2 separate regions of the Homo sapiens genome follow, and region 2 is linked to region 1. Evidence: chromatin loops called from intact Hi-C (ENCODE). Cell type or tissue: heart right ventricle. All regions are shown on one strand.

Evidence for each region. Hi-C counts contacts between places; a loop is a spot of excess contacts. Peaks named below come from ENCODE experiments on the same cell type or tissue, not always from the same donor. Only the 100,000 strongest peaks of a DNase experiment are listed, where the experiment ranks them.
Region 2: a loop joins it to region 1, with 2.3 times the contacts of the local background. A loop is called at or near these places in 8 of 110 quality-filtered maps.

The regions. Positions count from the first base shown.
Region 1 is chrX:136,707,702-136,715,701 of GRCh38, reverse strand. ARHGEF6 (Rac/Cdc42 guanine nucleotide exchange factor 6) reads left to right here. Exons shown (of 22, transcript NM_004840.3): 7 at 2,332-2,426; 8 at 6,932-7,027. Among named protein-coding and RNA genes, the nearest start is that of CD40LG, 64 kb to the right of the region's middle. In heart right ventricle, CTCF peaks have their summits at 4,366 (motif pointing left) and 7,178; a DNase peak (open chromatin) is centred at 4,351; H3K27ac peaks cover 685 bases.
Region 2 is chrX:136,877,356-136,885,355 of GRCh38, reverse strand. RBMX (RNA binding motif protein X-linked) reads left to right here and starts at 4,631. Exons shown (of 9, transcript NM_002139.4): 1 at 4,631-4,759; 2 at 5,903-6,037; 3 at 6,233-6,339; 4 at 7,270-7,441. The coding sequence starts at 5,929. It overlaps SNORD61 (small nucleolar RNA, C/D box 61), which reads left to right and starts at 6,085; the gene lies at 6,085-6,157. RefSeq lists enhancers at 4,508-5,106, 4,776-5,235, 5,246-5,305, 5,107-5,706. In heart right ventricle, no CTCF peak of the experiment used is centred here; DNase peaks (open chromatin) are centred at 4,545 and 5,135; H3K4me3 peaks cover 3,400 bases; H3K27ac peaks cover 2,348 bases.

The sequences.
Region 1 (8,000 bases):
CTAACTCTCAGACTTGCCTGTACAGAGCCCCCAGAAGTTTGTCAATTACAGTGTAGGTTTTTCTGCCCTAGTGCTGGTTCCTGTGGAGGCTTCTGCTTGTGGACTTCTGCTCTGGTAATTTGTGATTCTCTTTATCTGCCTGTTTCTCCAATTTTTGGAGTAGCAGTTTTCCCTGTGACCTCTCTTTTCTGACAGATTTAAGAGAAAACGATGGTTTATTTCAGTTTGTTTAGCTATTTCCTTCCTGTTAGGATGGAGTAATGACTTCTAAGCTCCTTACATGTCAGACTGAAAAATGAAAGTCTTTTTTTTCTTTTTTAAAATAGGCATTTATAAGTATATAGTTTTCTTTAAGCACTGTTTAACTGCACCCCATGAGTTTTTGTATGTTGTGTTTTCATTTTCATTCATCTCAAAGTAGTTTCTAATTTCCATTCTCGCGCTTGGACTTTCTATAGAGGGGAATATTTCTATTCCATTACTGGGTTAATTTCCGAGAACATCAATACCTCCAGAACCCTGCATTTACACTTTTAGAGGGTAGTTTCTGAGGAATAGAGGAACTGAAAGTAGACATGAGTGGCTGGGTATAGGGGTTACAATTTAAGCCCGAGCTTTTGAAGCCATCCTGTGTTCTTCTAAGCCAGTGATTCTCAACTGGGGGCAATATTGCCTTTCAGGTGACATTTGGCAATGTCATGGCAATGATATGGGCATTCCATCACAACAAAGACTTATCTGGTTTGAAAGGTTAATAATGTTGCTATTGAGAAACCCTTTTTTAACCCTTTAAATTGGTAGGTCTGTTTCCCACTTACCCAGCACCTATCTGTACAGTGTGTCACTACATCTTCATAATGGTCCCCCAGGTAGGTGCAATATCATAATCTGAGATGATGTAAGCAAAGTTTTAAACTGAAGCAACCTCTCAGTCAGCAGCAGAGTCAGGACTACCACCCTGCACTCCAGTGGTTTCCCAGAGAACCCACGGTTACCAGGATCTCCACTTGTTTTGACCATTCCACCTTTCAAAAGCAGATCATCATGCATTGTCTTGTGAGTATATGGCTGGCATATTGGTAGGCTAATACACTTCTCCTAGTTAAGGACACTTCACTCTGTCTTGTAACTCTCTGTTTAATGTCTCTGCAAATACAGTATAAACTCCCTGTGGGCAGCACGGCAGTTGGCAGAATAGGCACTCAGTCGATTTTGTTGAATGAATTAGAATATATGAAAGAAAATATACCAGAATGTTAACTGGGTTGTCCCTAAGAGCTTAAATGAAGGTTTTTAAAATTATTATTATACTTTAAGTTCTAGGGTACATGTGCACAATGTGCAGGCTCGTTCCATAGGTATACATGTGCCATGCTGGCCCACTGCACCCATCAACCCGTCATTTACATTAGGTATTAAATGAAGGTTTTACCTGTCACTAGAAGAGGCTTGGAAATGGGTTGTGACATGACCCTAGAACTGGTAGGGGAAGAGAAATTGTGATCCCCCATATTGGTTGTTTTGCCTATAGGATTCTAATTACATTAATAATAATAATGATAATTTTTATTTCTCTTGTTAAATTCCTCACACTTCAGCCTACTTTGTTCTTTGAATTGTTTATGGTAGCACCTTTTGCCTTTAAGAAAAGACTAGTTTTAACTCTGCTTAAAAATTCACTGTATCCTCAGATTTTGTTCCCCAAAGGTCTTATCACAAACATAACTTAAACAAAAATCTCTTGTGATGTTTGTTATCACAGTGATCCTTAAATTATACTGACATTAAGTCTCTATGTCTAAGGTAGCTGGCCTCAATTTTCTCCTCCATAAAAGAGGAATAATGATTCTTTGTTAACTAACTGAGAACTTCCTGAGGATAAAATCATTTACAGCACATGAAAACATTTTAAACAGTACTGTGGGGTTTGATGTGGTCTCACATCTGTAATCCCAGCACTTTGGAAGGCTGAAGCAAGAGGATTGCTCCAGACCAGGAGTTTGAGACCACCCTGGGCAACATAGAGAGATCCTGTCTCTACAAGAAATAAATAACCAAGCAGTACTGTGTAAATCGCAAGGCCCCTTCAGTTATGGGCAACTGAAAAATTGTATTCATATGAATTGTGCAATATAACCAGTTGTCATGCAATAATTAAAGTAGTTTGCTAGATTGAAAGAAAATGCATTCAGATTTTGTGTTCCTTGCTTGCAATGGTAGCCTGAGTAAATAGGACCTTTTTTCTTCCTAGTAATTTGGTTAAAAGATCAAAGCTACATTTTGCCTTAGACTATCGTGATGATTATAATACATTGACTTTTTTTTCCATAGGTGTTACAGAACATCCTGGACACTGAAAAAGAATATGCTAAAGAACTTCAGTCTCTTCTTGTTACTTACTTAAGACCCCTGCAGTCCAATAACAAGTAAGATGTTTATTTTAAATCCCTCACTAAGTAAAGCAACATAATGTCAACATATGGAATCATTATTCTTATGTCACTGAATAATTGATTTTGCCCTTTAGAAGAATTTCCACAGATCACAGGTTGCCAAGAACATGGTCAGGGCAACAGAAATTATGCAAGATATTGCTTTTGGAGAGCTTGGCTTTCTTTCTCTTCTGGCTGTGAAAGGAATGAGCAGATCTGTGTTTCTTCCTGTCACAATTTTTATCTTGTACATTAAAAAAAAAAAAAGTGATGTGCTTGGTTTTACCTTACAGGAAAAGAAGTCCCTGGTGCTTTTATTCAGAAAGCACATAAACTGGAAATTCTCATGCTCACTCTGACCTTTGTTTGCCAGGGCAGAACTTCTTTCCCATGCTCTGAGAATGGAAAGAGTATGGCATTTTGTGAATGCTTGTAAGAGCTATTCAAGCCATTATTTCACCCAGGCAAATGTGAATGATAAAGAGATGCTAAAGTGTTTTTAAAGACAAAATGTTCAAACCTTACTCTGGTCTTAGAAATCTGAAGTGATTGTGTAAAGCCTGAATTGAAAGAATTGAAAGCTTTAGTTTTCATGAAAGAAAAGTAGTGACCATTTTTTTTTTATCCTTGTAGGCACAGCATATTTAACAAATAGTGGTGAACTGCATTTATTTGTTTTTATTTTAATTAATTAAATTTCACTAGAGATCATGATCATATAGAAAATTTACCAGTCAGCCCATATAATGCAGAAAAAACCCCTCTCTTTTTACCTTGGAAAGAGTTTACTATTGCTAAACAGTTGTCTAAACTATCAGCTTCAAACTTAAATAAGTTAATATATTTGAGAAATTTGGCCGGGTGTGATGGCTGAAAAGCCTGTAATCCCAGCACTTTGGGAGGCTGAGGCGGGCAGATCGCTTGAGGTCAGGAGTCCAAGACCAGCCTGGCCAACATGGTGAAACCTTGTTTCTACTAAAAATACAAAAGCAAATTAGCCGGGCGTGGTAGTGCAAGCCTGTAATCCCAACTACTTGGGAGGCTGAGGCAGGAGAATCGCTTGAGCCTGGGAGGCGGAGGCTGCAGTGAGCCAAAATCACATCACTGCATTCCAGCTTGGGAGACAGAGCAAGACTCCATGTGAAAACAAACAAACAAACAACAACAACAACAACAAAACCAAGCAAACAAAAGAAAAAGAAAAGAAAAAATATTGTGAGAAAAATTCTCCCCTTTTCCAAATTATACTTGTTTAGTTATAATGCCTTTGTTCTTGCTAAATTTCCCACTTGTTTATTCTCCTGGCACTATGGAAATCTACTTCAGTATGAAAAAATTTTCTATTCCTGTGTTGTAAGAGTTTAAACATGATCAACAACAAAGTGTTTTTTGGGCCAGGTGCAGTGGCTGGCTGGGCACGTTGGCTGACGCCTGTAATCCCAGCACTGTGGGAGGCCGAGGCGGGTGGATCACTTGAGGCCAGGAGTTCAAGACCAATCTGGGCAACATGGCGAAACCCCATCTCTACTAAAAATACAAATTAGCTCGGCTTGGTGGTGCGCACCTGTAGTCCCAGCTACTTAAGAGGCTGAGGCAGGAGAATCGCTTGAACTCGGTAGGCGGAGGTTGCAGTGCGCCAAGTTCATGCCACTGTACTCCAGCCTGGGGGACAGAGTGAGACTCCATCTCAAAAAAACAAAACAAAACAAAACAAAAAACAAAGTATTTTTTGTTATTATCATGTGAAATATGAAGTGTTCTGTGAATCATATTTCTTAGAGCTGAAGTAAATCTGTAAATCATTGGGTCTAGTATCCTGGGAGAAATGACTATCTCTATTAAATAGAGAAGAAGCTGAAGTCCAGACAGGTTTACTGCCTTGCCCATCCCACAGCCAGTACATGGCCAGGCTGGAGCCACTGTGCCCCCTGCTGCCAAGTGAAACATGCTTTCTGTTTTCTGGAAGTGACAGGCAGAGGAGATGGAAACTGAAGTGGTAACTCTGGGAGGGGAGACGGTAAGATTTTAAATGAAGGAGAGGGACTGATTAGTGATCAAGAAACAATAAGAGGATTTAATGAGTTCTTTTCCTTTGGCTAAATACTCAGTAGTGAGATTGCTGGATGGAATGGTAGATCTACTTTTAGCTTTGAGAAAACTCTGTAGTGCTTTCCAAAGAGGCTGTACTAATGTTAGTACTAATGTACTAACATTCCCACCAGCAGTGTGTAAGTGTTCCCTTTTCACCACATCCACACCAACATCTATTATTTTTTACTTTTTAATAATGGCCATTCTGGCTGGGCGGAGGTGGTATCTCATGGTTTTAATTTGCATTTCTCTGATGATTAGTGATACTGAGCATTTCTTCATATGTTGGTTGGCCATTTGTAAGTCTTCTTTTAAGAAGTGTGTGTTCATGTCATTTGCCTGCTTTTTGATGGGATTATTTGTTTTTTTTTCTTACTGGTTTGTTTGAGTTCCTTGGAAAAGAGTCAGGGCCAAGGAGGTGAGAGACCTGAGTCAGACCTGTACTGTTCCTAAATGAATTCAGAATGCAGTGATAGTAAGTTTCCATTACTTCTCACTATCTTGTCGGCCCCAAAGTGATTTGAGCAAACCAGACTGACTATTATCTGATCGTGAAGGGGCCAGATAAGCCCCCAGTCAAGTTCAGGTAAGGCCCCAACTTAAGTTCTCACTGCTCTGAGAGAGCAACAACCAGGGAAGTTGGTTGGCTAAAGGTTTCACTTTAGAATAGGGGTTTTCCAGCTTGTGATTCAGGATGGCATTACAGCAGAGGAACTGGCAGTTTTTTATTCTCTCAGAGTTACTGGTAATGTTTGTTTTGGTCTTCTTCCCTTTCTTTCTTAGTCAGCAAAAAAATATTCTCTTGGGAATACTCCCCTGGTATTCTATATATATATATATATATATATGTATAATATATAATATATATATTATATAGCATATACAATACACTCCACCCCCAGGCTGGAGTGCAGTGGTGAGATCTCGGCTCACTGCAACCTCTGCTTCCCAGGTTCAAGCGATTCTCCTGCCTCAGCCTCCTGAGTAGCTGAGACTACAGGCATGTGCCACCACGCATGGCAATTTTGTATTTTTAGTAGCGATGGGATTTCGCCATGTTGGCCAGGCTGGTCTTGAACTGCTGACCTCAAGTGATCTGCCTGCCTTAGCCTCCCAAAGTGCTGGGATTTCAGGCGTGAGCCACCACACCCGGCCTAGTGTTACTATACACTTAAGGAGAAGAACATGTGGCAGACATGGGCTTTTTTATTTTTTGACAGAGTCTTACTCCATCACCCAGCCTGGAGTGCAGTGGCACGATCTCAGCTCACTGCAACTTCCGCCTCCCAGGTTCAAGCAATTCTTCTGCCTCAGCCTCCCGAGTAGCTGGAATTACAGGCGACTGCCACCACACTCGGCTAATTCTTTGTATTTTTAGTACAGACGGGGTTTCACCATGTCGGCCAGGCTGGTTTTGAACTCCTGGGTTCAAGTGATCCACCCGCCTCGGCCTCCCAGAGTGCTGGGATTACAGGCATGAACCACCACGCCCAGCCCAACCTTGGCTTTTTAAACAAATCTTCAGAAACGTTTTCTCCCAAAAAGTGGTTAAGAGCATGGACTCTGCAGCTAGAATGTTTTGGTTCAATTTCTGTCTTTGGCATTTCCTGGCTTTGTACCTTTGGATGATTTGCTTAACCTCTCTATGCCTGGGTTTCCCCACCTGTAAAATGGAAACAGCACTGGCATAATACCTACCTTAAAGAGTTATTGTAAGGTTAAAATAAGGTTTTAATTGTAAAATGCTTGTGTAAGTGTTCAGTGCTCTATGAGTGTTGACTCTTGTTATTATTATCACTTACTGTTTGGTAGGGGAGGAATGGATAAGAACATTCTTCATACAGAGGCCCTGGATAAAGTGGTTCAGTTTGCCTTTATTTGACTTCACTCTACTCCAGAAACAAACAAATCAATACTATTTTTTTCCTCCTACTTCATCTCATAAAGATTTCCTTTAATTGATGTATGAGCATTTTAGTTTAGGAGAAAGTTGATTTTGCTATTTTTTCTTGTGTATTATATGAGCATATATAATATCTTTCAATTACTGTTCCAGTTCATCCAGAGGAAGGTACTCAAGAGTTTTTTACACTTATTCACAGCTATGATGTATTTTTATCTATTTGTATACTTCAGTATTAAGCACTTGTTTTAATTTACCTGTTGCTTTATAAAATACCTAATTGTCCCTTACGACCACTCCATTTCTTTAGGATCATTATTCTTATTATATAAAAGAAAATCAAGGGGAGAAGCTTAAGAAGCTGCCTAAGACAATAGAGTTGTTATAAATTAAAAAGCAAAAGTTAAAATATAGGTATTACCTCCCTTTTATTTACCATATATTAGCAAACTATTAGCCAACTAGACTACAATAGATAACTACATGTACTGTATTTTTTTTTCAGTCTGAGTACTGTGGAGGTTACATCTTTACTGGGAAACTTCGAGGAAGTATGCACATTTCAACAGACACTCTGCCAAGCCTTGGAAGAATGTTCAAAGTAAGTGTGGCATATTTCTGATAGGATAGCCAGCAACATTGCTGTTTGTGTTTTGTTTTCCTTTTACCTGTTGCCTTTGATAAGGACACTTCATAGTTAAGTATTTGTTACAGCTCTGAACAAAGTAGCAATACATAGACAGTGTACTAGGTGGCAGTGTTCACAGTGTCAAACCACTAGTTGTATATTAGAAGTCTATATCTTGTAAATTACTTTTGACTTTATTTAAAAAATACATCAGTTTGCTGTTTCTGGTCAGTATAAGAGACACATAAGGTCTTTTTTTTTTTTTTAATGTTCCTTAAAGTTCTGGGATAAATGTGCTGAACGTGCAGGTTTGTTACATAGGTATACATGCGCCATGGTGGTTTGCTGCACCTATCAACCCGTCATCCAGGATTTAAGCCCTGCATGCATTAGGTATTTGTCCTAATGCTCTCCCTCCCCTTTCACCCCACTCCCCGACAGGCCCCAGTGTGTGATGGTCCCCTCCCTGGAGACACATGAGGTCTTAATTGACCATGAATGACACCTCTGGCACTGATTACATATTTTCTTTTGTACATTGCAAATTACTTGGAAAAGTCATTCAAATGATTCATTCAGTTTCACAGATTTGGTGTCTTTGAATTGCTCCTGATACTATGTCTATTATATTAAGAGTTGAAACACACAGAAAGTGGGGGAAGGAAAAGTATATCTTTATGTGAACCAACACATTTTTGATGGCTAGCTAGATTGTCCAGATGTTTAACTTCATACTACAGTGAACTATAATGATCATCAGGCAATATGTCTCTATAGAAAGACTAATTTTTCAAGCAGCGTATCTTAAAGAAGTTGGCAGCTTTCATCTCTCTAGGGAAATTGAGGTGATTACCTGTTATTTAAGCTTAATAGGACACAGGTGGTTGTCCAGGAAGAACGATGGAGAGGGCCCACACTAAAGGGACTTGAGGGGCCAAGAGGGATC
Region 2 (8,000 bases), 170 kb before region 1:
ATTACCTAGTAGTGAAGTAATATCGTTTGACTCAGTGTATCCGTCGATCACTGAGATGGCATCTGAAGACAAAATAATAAGGCAAAGGGAAAATTATAGCAAAGAGAAAAACGCAACTACATTTAATGACAATATAAAAGAGTAAATAGAAAGAGGCAAAGAGAAAAATCTAGAAGATCCATGAGGAGGAGGGATGGGATTCGGAAATTACTTTTGGGCAGTGTGAGACCTGCTTATCCAACTGCCTGTTGGCCAGAGTCCCTCACACTCAGCACGCCCACGTCCCCCCTCTCCTGCATTACATCAGCAATACCCTTCTGATTTGTCTCCCTGCTTCCTGTCTCTCCCTCCCCCAATACAGTCTCCAGACTGCAACCACAGTAATCTCATTAAGATGAAATCTGATTACCTTACTCCACCTCTTAAAAAGGCTCCCCTCTCGGCCAGGCTCAGTGGCTCACGCCTGTAATCCCAGCACTTTGGGAGGCCGAGGTGGGTGGATCACCTGAGGTCAGGAGTTCGAGACCAGCCTGGCCAACATGGCGAAACCCCGTCTCTACTAAAAGTACAAAAATTAGCCTGGCATGGTGGTGGACACCTGTAATCCCAGCTACTTGGGAGGCTGAGACAGGAGAATCGCTTGAACCCGGGGGGCGGAGGTTGCAGTGAGCTGGGATTGCGCCACTTCACTCCAGCCTGGTCGAAAGAGCGAAACACCGTCTCAAAAAAAAAAAAAAGGCTCCCCTCTCCATTGCCCTCTAGATCTAGTCAGTAGCACTCTGCTTCCCCCACAAGCTGCTTCTTTTTCCTCTCTGTCCTGGACGATATGGCCAACTGATCCCCTCCTACAATTCCTTTAACTTAGCCATCCCCACCCCACCCACTCGCTTTTGGTCCTTGGGAATTGTGTTTGCATCCAACACCGCCAGCATGCTACTTCTCCTCCCCCACATTCCTGGGTGTGAACTGCAGAGGCCAAAGTGAGCTGGTCTACGGGGATGCACATTTCCTTTTTGAGACCCAGGAGGACAGGGTTATCTATTGTCGAGCCTGCCCCATTTTGCCCTAGACTAGAGGAGACCTGATTTACACTCAGAGCCTAGAGGAGAGTCCTGTAGTCTCTCTTTGGATTTGAGACAGAGAAAGAGAGTGCCTGCTTCCACAGGGTGAGGGATTTCTCCTGGCTACCTCTGGGAGTACAAGTTCTGCTTGCTGAGCCTGGTATTTAAGCCATTTTTGCCAGTTCCCAAATGACTCCAGAGTCTATAATTTACAGAACTCATTCAAAAGGCAAATGGACATGAGTTTTGCCTTACTTTTTATTATTTGGCTGGGGGAAAAAAAACAAGAACAAATATTCTTGTCCTACTGGGCATTACTCCCCCTATTAATGTTAATAATTCAGAGCTGGTTTCGAAGCTCCTTGGGGGCTTTTACCCGTGACCTGAATATTATTTACTACAACCTGCCTGGCATATACCAAAATTCACCATGGGCAGGTAATTGTAACTATGAAGAAGAAAAGGCCCGGCACGGTGGCTCAGGCCTGTAATCTCAGCACTTTGGGAGGGCGAGGCGGGCGTATCACCTGAGGTCAGGAGTTTGAGACCAGCCTGGCCAACATGGTGAAACTCTGTCTCTACTAAAAATACAAAATTAGCCGGGCATGGTGGCGTATGCCTGTAATCCCAGCTACTCAGGAGGCGGAGACGGGAGAATCGCTTGAACCCGGGAGGCAGAGGTTGCAGTGACCCAAGATCGCACCAGTGCACTCTAGCCTGGGCAATGAGAGCGAACCTCTTTCTCAAAAAAACAAAAAAACAAACAAAAAAAAAAGGAGAAGAAGAAGAAGAAAAGTGAAAATTGTCCATAAATTCTACCACTCCAAGATAAACTGGTAACATTTTGGCATATTTCCTCCCAGTTATTTTGTCTCCATATGTATTTTTTTAATAGCTCATATTATGTGATCTTGGGCCTTCTTTTCCCACTGTACTCTCTTGTTTGGTGGTTTCATTCATTCTGATGGCTTTTATTACATCTCTGAGATGATAATTTAGCACAGATCTATGCTCTGAGCTTCAGATTTTTCTGCCCCTATATCCCAAACTTGCTCCTCTGAAACCATTTTGGTAAATGACTGTTACCATCTGTCCCACTAATACCAGATACTTGGAGTCATCCATAATGATTTTCTTTTTCCGCAATTCTTCCCCACCCCTTTCCCATCTGTCTTAGTCCATTCCTGCTACTATAACAAAATACCATAAACTGGCTGGCTTATAAACAACAGAAATTTATTTCTCACATTTTTGTAGGCTGGGAAGTCCAAGATAAAGACGCCAGCATATTCAGTGTCTGGTGAGGGCCCACCACCACCAGTTTTCTGGTTCATATAAGTGGCACCTCACTGTGTTCTCACATGGTGGACAGGGGCCTCTTTTATAAAAGTGTTAATCCCATTCATGAGGACCCTACCCTTTTGTGACCTAATCTTCTCCCCAAATCCCCGCCTCCTAATGCCATCACCTTGGGTATTAGGATTTCAACATATGAATTTGGGGGAGGACACAAACATTTAGACCATAGCACCATTAAACACGATACCTATCATATTCATCTAACAATTGTTCTTTCCTCCCCGTGTCCACTGCCGCCACCCTGATTCAAGCCACCATCCTCTCTTTCTGGTCTGCTCCCACAGCCCTATTAGTGTCCTTTTTCCCACACTTACCCCCTACAGTCATTTAATGGGCTCAAAGGTCCTGCCAATCTTGGCTCCCTCATTTCATGCCCCTCATATTCTTGTCACCTGGCCCTCTTTCTGTCCCTTGATATATGCCAAGCTCTTCCTCTCTACTTTGTGTTTACTATTCTCTTCTTTTCCTGAAGGTTTTTCCCTCAGCTGTTCCCATAGCTAGTTTCTTTTCTTCCTTCAGCTCTGATCTCCAAAGTCACCTCTTCACATAGACCTTCCCTGATGTTTTAATCAAATTTGTTCTCCCTAATATTGTCCATCAAAGCAACTAGTTTATTTCCTCCCTGGCATTAATCACAACATGCCATTCTTTTGTTAATTGTATTCAATTTCTTTAAGAAAAAAATTAAAAAATTTTTTGGTTTCCCCCCTCAACAAGTAGGATGGGCAGATGAAATATAGAATGCTCAGTTAAATTTGAATTTCCGATAAACAGCGAATTTTTAAAATATGAGATTTGGGACATACTATACTAAAAAAAGTATTCGTTATCTGAAATTTAAACTTAACTGGGCGTCCCTTTTTTTTTTTTTAGACGAAGTCTCGCTCTGTTGCCAGGCTGGAGTGCAGTGGTATGATCTTGGCTCACTGCAACCGCCGCCTCCTGGGTTCAAGCAATTCTCCTGCCTCAGCCTCCCGAGTAGCTGGGACTACAGGCACACGCCGCCACGCCCGGCTAATTTTTTTATTTTTTATTTTTATTTTAGTAGAGACGGGGTTTCACCATGTTGCCCAGGCTGGTCTCAAACCCCTGAGCTCAGGCAATCTGCCCGCCTCGGCCTCCCAAAGTGCTAGGATTACAGGCATGAGCCACCGCGCCCCGGCCGCGTCCCATATTTTTATTTAAAATTTTTTAACAGCTTCGCAGAATAAATTAGCGTCCCGCATTTTCTTTTTTATTTTGAGACGGAGTCTCGCTCTGTCGCCTGCCCAGGCTGGAGTGCGGTGGCGCAGTCTTGGCTCACTGCAACCTCCGCCTCCCGGATTCTCCTGCCTCAGCCTCCCGAGTAGCTGGGACTACAGGCGCGTGCCACCACGCCTGGGTAATTTTTTGTATTTTTAAAAAGAGACGGGGTTTCACCGTGTTAGCCAGGATGGTCTCCATCTCCTGACTTCGTGATCCACCGACCTTGGCCTCCCAAAGTGCTGGGATTACAGGCGTGAGCCACTGCACCCGGCCTGGTATTTTCATTTATTAAATCCGGCATCCTTACCCACAGGCCTGACTCTTGTCTTTTCCCTGGAGTTGTATTTTCCTGGCCTAGCCCAGAGCCCACCATTTACAAGGTGCTCAGTAATTGTTCTATATGAATGTACTATCTGCATGCTGTTTTGTACGTTTTTTACTCATCTGAAATTTACATGTATTTATCAGAAATTCCCACACTCACTAAAAACACTTGTTAAAGACAATTTTTGAAAATATATTATATTGCCAAAACTTCTTTGTTTTCCGTTTCTGCAAAATTGGTATAGTAGGAGTATCTACCCTCATCACATTTTGACAATTAGAAGAGTTAATGGAAAAGTAAAAGTAAAGTTTTGCACCGTGCCCGGCCCACTAGGACGCTCAATAAACTTCAGTTCTTTATTAAAGGAAGCCTGTGCACCATTTTAGCGTAAAGCAAAAAAAGCGCGTTTGTAAAGAACGGGTGGGGGTAGAGAAAACGGTTAGAAAGGTCTGTCGACCCAACACCGAGGGCCCGGGAAAAAGGGAGGAGAGAAGGGTGAATGACAGAGGAGCCAGCCAATGGGGAGACTGGGAACTACTTCCCCCCTCCCTTTGCGTTTCAAATTCTAAGCTCCGTTTCCATCCGGGTCCTTCAGCCTCGTTCCCGGGCAGTATAAAGTTTGCTGTCTCCTTTGTTCGCCCTCGTTGCGCAGTAGTGCTAGCGGCTTCGCGGTTCGGTCCTCGCACCCGGCAGCCGCCACTGGTGCTGAGCTGCTAGGAAGCCCCTATCGCCGAGCTCGTTGGAGCTTGAACCCATTGTCACCCCTCCGGTACGTGTCTCCTTTCCTCAGTCCGTTTTTCGTGACACTCTCCCCGTGTTAGGACTGGGGATTATATCTCCCTGGAGATGGGGGTGGCGGGCGCCATTTTAAGAACCCAAAGGTTCCGACCTATTTAAATAAAGCTGAGGGGGTCGAGGGAAAACAAATGAGGGGGCCCGTTTGGTTGTATGCTTCTCGAGAAAGTTTGGCTGCCATCTGCGGGAGTTGGTAGCGGAGGTCGGGGCTTTGTAGGCTGGAGCGGGGCGAGGAGCGACCGCACCACGGCGATACCTGCATTGGTATGGCGCTGGCGCTAATGATGGGCATGTGGACTTCCATGCGGGCTGCGGGCTTCGTATTCATTGGCGGCCCCGGAGAAGAAGCCCTCTGAATGTTCCCAGCCAATGTTGGTGGTAAAAGTTAGTCCCCTGACCAGTGTCGGTGGTTCTGGGTTGAATCCAAGTGTCGCCATTTTGTCTTTTACACGCGGTTTTTAATGACGAGTTTTAATTAGGTTCCGCTGCAGTCACGGAGTGTCGAGTGTTAGTGTGTGCGTCCGCGTTCCGTTACTTAATAGCAAACGATGTTGACGATTTGTTTTTATCTTTTTGGCCGGATAGTAGAATTTTCGGTAGGGCGGGGGCCGGTGAAGAAGAGGGGCGGCATAACTTGGCTTAAACTTCACATTTCTCCTTGGATTTAGTAGGGAATCCTAATGAGGAAAAGAGGAGTCGTTGGAAGAGGGCTTGGTGTTAAGGTCCTGTGTCTAGCCTGTGACCTTGGGAGTCTTTTAAAACCATCGTTAGGAAGGGTGTGATGAGTAATTGAATCTTTCAAAGGCAAGAGGACTGGAACTAAAAGTTGCTTTTTCAAATGTTAAGCAGCTGTTGCTTAAGAACAGCTAAGGGTGATCAAGGGTAGTGGTAAAAGTTAAGTTGGCCCTTTTAACCAGTTTTATGTAAATTGCAGTGTTACTAAACTACTTAGTTCAAATTGCTTCCTACTGTGGCTGAGGCTTAGCTCGTTATCGTTTTCTTTAGTTATTAAGGAACAATGGTTTTAGTGGAAAATATGAGAAATGTGCGAAAGTAAAAGTGTCCAATAAACTTGAGGAACTTTTTGCAGTGAGGTAATACTATTCCTTTTCAACAGACTCACCGGCCCAAAAAAAAAAAAACATGGTTGAAGCAGATCGCCCAGGAAAGCTCTTCATTGGTGGGCTTAATACGGAAACAAATGAGAAAGCTCTTGAAGCAGTATTTGGCAAATATGGACGAATAGTGGAAGGTGAGTTGTCTGGCAGTACAGGCTGGGCTATTATAATTAAAATATAAGCTATGATGAATTTGATTGCATTGATCGTCTGACATGATAATGTATTTTTGTCCTCTAAGAAGTTCTGAGCTTTCTGTTTACACATTTACTTTGGTTATTTCATTTGACCTAGGGTAACACTTTATTTTTCTGAAAACTACTTTTTAGTACTCTTGATGAAAGACCGTGAAACCAACAAATCAAGAGGATTTGCTTTTGTCACCTTTGAAAGCCCAGCAGACGCTAAGGATGCAGCCAGAGACATGAATGGAAAGGTGAGATTGTCTACACGATGGATGATAACCTGTTACTAGTGCATAAAATAACATGTAGTTGTCCAAGTCTGGTCTAGGACAGCTTTTGAGTTTTCGTTGTTTTTCAGTATATACCTGTCTGGGATCCACTCATCCTGTTTGTGATCCTGTTCCAAAGAGTATTCTGTAATTGCAGAACCAAATCTAGTAGTGAGTTATATCTTATGCTCGTAACATTCTCTCAGTTCAGAATAATTATGGCATTACATGGTACTTTTTTTTTTTTTTTTTTGATAGTCTCCCTCCGTTGCCTAGCCTGGAGTGCAATGGTGCAGTGCCCACTGCAGCCTGTCTCCCGAGTTCTAAGCGATTTTTCTGCCTCAGCCCCCCCCCCCCCCCCCAGTAGCTGGGATTACAGGCATGCGCGACCACGCCCGGCTAACTTTGTATTTTTAGTAGAGACAGGGTTTCACCATGTTGGCCAGGCTGGTCTCAAACTCCTGACTTCAGGTGATCCAGCTGCCTCCGCCTCCCAAAGTACTGGGATTACAGGTGTGAGACACTGCGAGCCACTGCGCCCAGCCAACATGATACATTTTATCTTGAGATCCATAAGCCATATTTTGATAACTTGGCTTTTGGTTTTGGCTACTAGTTTTGATAACAAGCTGATACCTACTTGGCCTTGTTTTAAATTTTACCATACAATAATGCAGTGGGTTCACCTTATGTTTCAATCCAGATCATCAGTATCGGTTTTAAGTATTAAGAATTTTAAGCGGAAAAGCCCCATTTATGTAAACTGACTATATTTGCAGTGTTTTTTCTTAGACTAATGAGCAACACTTACCCATAACTGCATTTTGAAGGACCAGTTAGTGTCTTAGTGCATAGTAGATGTGCAAATTATTTTTAAATCTTGATTTAATTTAATCGTATCTTTTTTTTTAGTCATTAGATGGAAAAGCCATCAAGGTGGAACAAGCCACCAAACCATCATTTGAAAGTGGTAGACGTGGACCGCCTCCACCTCCAAGAAGTAGAGGCCCTCCAAGAGGTCTTAGAGGTGGAAGAGGAGGAAGTGGAGGAACCAGGGGACCTCCCTCACGGGGAGGACACATGGGTAATAACTTGCGTGGACCTCGGGTTTGGTGTATAAGTTAGGGACTGCAAGCTCACACCAAGTGGATGCTTTGGTTAAGTCCTTGAGGAAAGGTGCCAACTTTTGAAATTGACAACACTTGTTCATCTACCAAAGTGATTGCCAATTGAAAGCATGGGAAGCATGTTTTAGATTATGGTGTTAAACCGTGGACAGTGTTACTTCTTGTCCAAGTAGTTCACTCTGTAGGAAAGGCATTTAAAAATTGATAGGCCAGGGTGTTGGACATGAAAATGAAATCATTTTTATTTTTTAAAGTTAGCTGGGCGTGGTGGCAGGTGCCTGTAATCCCAGCTACTACGGAGGCTGAGGCAGAAGAATCACTTGAACTTGGGAGGCAGAGGTTGCAGTGAGTTGAGATCGTGCCACTGTACTCCAGCCTGGGGGAACAGCGAGACTCCCTCTCAAAAAAAAAAAAAAAAAGTTTTTTAAGACTACCTTCAGTTCTTATTTCCCCAGTTTCTATGACTGCAGTGCATGCTCCATCAAGTACAAGTGAAACTAGACTACCCAAATCAAT